2 separate regions of the Homo sapiens genome follow, and region 1 is linked to region 2. A link is an interaction called in ENCODE POLR2A ChIA-PET data of the cell type or tissue named here. Cell type or tissue: GM12878. All regions are shown on one strand. Region 1 holds the start of ABL1 (ABL proto-oncogene 1, non-receptor tyrosine kinase). Region 2 overlaps FAM78A (family with sequence similarity 78 member A).

What was found. Peaks named below come from ENCODE experiments on the same cell type or tissue, not always from the same donor. Only the 100,000 strongest peaks of a DNase experiment are listed, where the experiment ranks them.
Region 1: POLR2A ChIA-PET joins it to region 2 with 5 read pairs; 1 of 35 experiments calls an interaction of 5 or more read pairs at or near these places.

What each region holds. Positions count from the first base shown.
Region 1 is chr9:130,833,556-130,836,055 of GRCh38, forward strand. It overlaps ABL1 (ABL proto-oncogene 1, non-receptor tyrosine kinase), which reads left to right and starts at 1,699. Exons shown (of 11, transcript NM_005157.6): 1 at 1,699-1,970. The coding sequence starts at 1,892. LOC124902287 (a long non-coding RNA gene) reads right to left here and starts at 1,273. Exons shown (of 2, transcript XR_007061822.1): 1 at 1,164-1,273; 2 at 1-910. RefSeq lists enhancers at 754-1,280, 923-972, 993-1,042, 1,281-1,806 and silencers at 1,443-1,752, 2,223-2,272. In GM12878, no CTCF peak of the experiment used is centred here; a DNase peak (open chromatin) is centred at 1,316; H3K4me3 peaks cover 1,496 bases; H3K27ac peaks cover 1,634 bases.
Region 2 is chr9:131,267,872-131,270,371 of GRCh38, forward strand. The region is part of intron 1 of FAM78A (family with sequence similarity 78 member A); the gene reads right to left. Among named protein-coding and RNA genes, the nearest start is that of FAM78A, 7.4 kb to the right of the region's middle. RefSeq lists a silencer at 968-1,130. In GM12878, no CTCF peak of the experiment used is centred here; a DNase peak (open chromatin) is centred at 1,296; H3K4me3 peaks cover 1,970 bases; H3K27ac peaks cover 2,269 bases.

The DNA.
Region 1 (2,500 bases), 430 kb before region 2:
AGATGATGGGAGCTGCAAACTTCCCTGATGGTGCCCTCTTGGATGCTCATGAGGCCTGATCTGGTACCACGACTCTAGCAGTAGGTCCATTCAATGGCAGTAAAAATACATGTTGTATGTTGATCAGAATTTGGCAGGACACATGTGGAAAGTTAATGACATCCTGGCCGAGAACCCCTGTGATATACACTGGTTACATCCTGTCCAACTGGAGTTTTTATGTGCTGTTTTTGGCAGAGCCAAGTGAAGATCTTGTTACTTAGCCATTCCTGAGGTACTGAAGATACCCGGGTTTTTGTCATTACAGGATAGGCTAGAAAGTAGCCAGGGTCTCATAACCAAGGCTTTCTCTGAAACATATAATGACAATGCTAGTTATTTGACCAAAGATATCCAATGCTTTAATCCACTTGGAATTTATTCTTGATGTGAAGGGTCAGCATCATCCACTGGTCGGGAGCCTGATCCTTGGAGCCAGGCAGACCTGGGTTGAGTCCATCTCCGCCTGTTTCCAGCTGTGGGCAAGGTGTCTGACTTCTCTGAGCATCTGTGGGGTTTGTTTGTTTTTAAACCTGAAGAATTGGGATAATCTGTTTCCTCACAGAATCATTACGCAGATGCAATACAGTTAATGAAGGTAACATGGCACATAGGAAGAGCACAATACACGTCAGCTCTTACTCTTCATGGCTAGAAGATGTGGACTAAACTTCCCCCTTTACAGTTTTGTGATTAACACCATTTATGAAAGAAATAAATGAAATAAATTCCTTTTCCTGTCATGAGGGGAACTTACCTGATTTTATTGAATTATTTGGTGCCATTGAGTTCCTTATTGTTTCCCTCTGACCTAGATTTCTGGGTGTGCGCCAGTAACACGACTGTGATTGTTGCTGCTTTATAACATTGTCTGTGGTCAGTCCAAACAAGAGTTTAAAATAATTGAATGAAATGGATTTTAAACAATGGTCCCCCCACCCTCACCCCGTGGCACTCGGCCAAAGGAAGAGGAAAAGTTCTCTGTTAAAGAAAATGAATCAGAGAAGAGGCCCAGACCGTGCCTCCGAAAATTCTCATTGTAGGGACTAAGTCCTCTCACTCTGAACTCACACCCGTCTGTTCGCAGCCTGACCTCATATCCTGGTCTGGATGTGCGGCCTCACCGGGGTGTCGTGCGCACGTGTGGTTGTCCTGTGGGTGCCAGCTCTGACTTCCTCCCCAGACACCCACTGCCTCAGCCTTAATCACAGGACGCGCGTTGAGTAGAAATGAGACCAGTTAGTATTGGTAACTGCAGAGGAATATGCATTTTCACCAGCGTTCTCGGGTCAGAGGGTTTGCCTGGCACCGCGTACTGGGAAACTCGCCAAAAGCGGTGCAGGTTGGAGACGCCCCAGGCCGCGGTGGAGTTGCGCGCGGCTTCTAAAGTGGAGTGGAGCAGGCCTGCACCCTCCCCGCCGGGGCTGGGACGGCGCTTCCAGGCGGAGAAAGACCTCCGCGGGCCGCGCGCGGCCTTCCCCCTGCGAGGATCGCCATTGGCCCGGGTTGGCTTTGGAAAGCGGCGGTGGCTTTGGGCCGGGCTCGGCCTCGGGAACGCCAGGGGCCCCTGGGTGCGGACGGGCGCGGCCAGGAGGGGGTTAAGGCGCAGGCGGCGGCGGGGCGGGGGCGGGCCTGGCGGGCGCCCTCTCCGGGCCCTTTGTTAACAGGCGCGTCCCGGCCAGGCGGAGACGCGGCCGCGGCCATGGGCGGGCGCGGGCGCGCGGGGCGGCGGTGAGGGCGGCTGGCGGGGCCGGGGGCGCCGGGGGGGCGCGCGGGCCGAGCCGGGCCTGAGCCGGGCCCGCGGACCGAGCTGGGAGAGGGGTTCCGGCCCCCGACGTGCTGGCGCGGGAAAATGTTGGAGATCTGCCTGAAGCTGGTGGGCTGCAAATCCAAGAAGGGGCTGTCCTCGTCCTCCAGCTGTTATCTGGAAGGTAAGCCCGGGCCGCACGGGTTGGGCTGAGTAGCCGCGCGCCCTCCCGCTGCTGCTGGGCCCTTCCTAGGCCTCGCCGCCCGCGCGCTCCCGCCTGCGCCCTCCCCGGGTCTTGTCTTTTTTTTCTTTCTTCCCTCTTCTCTTCTCTTCTCTTCAGTTCTCTTATATTCTGTCTCTCTTTCTTTCTCTCTGTGTCTGTCTCTTTTCTCTTCTCTTGTCTCTCTCTTTTTCTCTCTCTCTGTCTCTTTCTCTTTCTCGCGATGGCCCCTAGGCGCCGCCGGCGGAGCGTGGCCCCCAGCCCCGGCACCAGCCCCGGTAGAGCCACGCCGGATGGTGACGGCGGCGTCCGGGGCCCCACAGTGCGGGCTCCCCCGAAAAAGTTTGAGAAAGCCAACTCGCCAGGCCTTAACATCCCTGGGATCCCACGTTGTGGAATTTCCACCGTTAATTGGGACTGTGTGTTAAAAAGATCGACCCGTGTTTGTGAAAACATGCGATTTCCATTAAGCATCATGTACACAAGGAGCACCA
Region 2 (2,500 bases):
CGTCTCTACTAAAAATATATTTTAAAAAAAATTAGCTGGGCGTGGTGGCAGGCACCTGTAGTCCCAGCTACTTGGGAGGTTGAGGCAGGAGAATGGCATGAACCCGGGAGGCGGAGCTTGCAGTGAGCCGAGATGGCGCCACTGCACTCCAGCCTGGGCGACAGAGTGAGACTCTGTCTCAAAAAAAAAAAAAAAAAAAGACTTGAGGCTCCAGGGCAAGGATCTGCCCATGTCACACAGTCTCCCGCTCAGTCCTGGTTTCAGTCCCTCACACAGGCTGGGCAGGAAGTTAGGAATTATTTTACCTACTCCCCAACAGTATGGATTTTATAATCTGATAAAATTTGCAGAAAGTACTCATTCTGTAAAAGCTTTACAATTTTACAGAAACGAATGCCCAAGAGCCCCCATTCCACACTGGACAGGCATCCTGGGTTCCTGACATCCCCCCCGCACTGCCGCCCCCCTGGGCTGTCCCCACCACCACCGGGTCACCAGGCCCTGCTCTCCTGGCCTCCCCAGTACCTGCTCACCAGCTGAGGGAGGGGCTGGAGGTCTCGCCTCCCACAGGGCCTGCCCACGGGGATTCCCCCACCACAACAAACCCCATTCCTTCTGGGACCCAGACACCTTCTCCCTGCCAACCCCACTCCCCTTAACCCAGGCACAGCTGTGGATCACTGGGATCTCACAAGGGGAGGAAAGACCAACAGCGCCTGTTTAATTTTAGTTATAAAAGAAGTGCTTGGCCAGGCACAGTGGCTCACTCCTGTAATCCCAGCACTTCGGGAGGCCGAGGCGGGCGGATCACAAGGTCAGGAGATCGAGACAGAGACGGGTGAAACCCCGTCTCTACTAAAAATACAAAAAAATTAGCCGGGCATGGTGGCAGGTGCCTGTAGTCCCAGCTACTCGGGAGGCTGAGGCAGGAGAATCACTTGAACCCGGGAGGCGGAGCTTGCAGTGAGCCGAGATGGCGCCCCTGCACTCCAGCCTGGGCGACAGAGCGAGACTCCGTCTCAAAAAAAAAAAAAGAAGTGCTCTTAGGCCGAGCGCGGTGGCTCATGCCTGTAATCCCAGCACTTTGGGAGCCAGAGGAAGGTGGATTGCTTGAGGTCAGTTCAAAACCAGCCTGACTAACATGGTGAAACCCCGAGAGGCAGAGGTTGCAATGAGCCGAGATAGCACCACTGCACTCCAGCCTGGGCGACAAGAACAAAACTTCGTCTCAAAAAAAAAAAAAAAAAAAAGAAGTGTATCAAGTGAAAACTGAAACCTACCTCCCCATGCGCCCCTCCCCATGTGCCCCATGTACTCTGGTAAACATCCTTTGAGACCTTGCTCTCTGCATACACACACAGGATATGTTCCCAACTTCAGTATTTTCTTTTTAACAAAAATGGGTTACTACCCTACATATTGTTTGATAACTTTAAACAAAAATGTAACAACAATGTATCATTTCCCCACTTGTCTTCATCGCCTATGGCCCTGCCTCAGAGTCTGCACTGCAGGCAGAGCATAATTTCACTCCCTCTTGAGGGGACACTTGAGTTGTTCCTGGCTTTTTGCTATTAGGAGCCGTGCTGGAGTTAACATCCTCACGTGTGCATTTTTTTTTTTTTGAGACAGTCTAGCTCTGTTGCCTAGGCTGGAGTGCAGTGGCGTGATCTCGGCTCACGGTAACCTCCACCTCCCAGGTTCAAGCAATTCTTGCACCTCAGCCTTCTGAGTAGCTGGGATTAAAGGCACGCACCACCACACCCAGCTAATTTTTGTATTTTTAGTAGAGACAGGGTTTCGCCATGTTGGCCAGGCTGGTCTCGAACTCCTGACCTCAGATGATCCACCTGCCTCAGCCTCCCAAAATGCTGGGATTATAGGCGTGAGCCACCGGGCCCAGCCCATGTGCATCTTTATGTGCTGCTTCTCCCCTTCGCGTGATCATTAACTCACTTGTTCAGTAGATTATTTTTTTGCCTCCAATATGCAGGCCCTGAGCTAGGGGCACAAAGTTTCTACAAGAGGCTCTAAAAGTACAGGCCGGGCACAGTGGCTCACACCTGTAATCCCAGGACTTTGGGAGGCCGAGGCAGGCAGATCACTTGAGGTCAGGAATTTGAGACCAGCCTGGTCAGCATGGTGAAACCCCATCCCTACTAAAATAAAAAAAAAAAAAAAAAAAAAAGCCAGGTGTGGTGGCAGGCACCTGTAATCCCAGCTACTTGGGAGGCAGAGACAGGAGAATCGCTTGAACCCGGGAGGCGGATGTTGCAGTGAGCCAAGATCATGCCACTGCACTCCAGCCTGGGTGACAAGAGTGAAACTGCATCTCAAAAACAAGTACAACCACCGAGCTGAAGGGCTTGCACATGTGGACGGTAACAGGCACAGCTGAGCTCACCTCTCAGCATCCTCACCTGCCTCAACTGTCCTCCCACAAACAACAGGTGAAGACGCTTCCTTCCCCCAAACACTGGGCACGACTGATCTTTTTCAA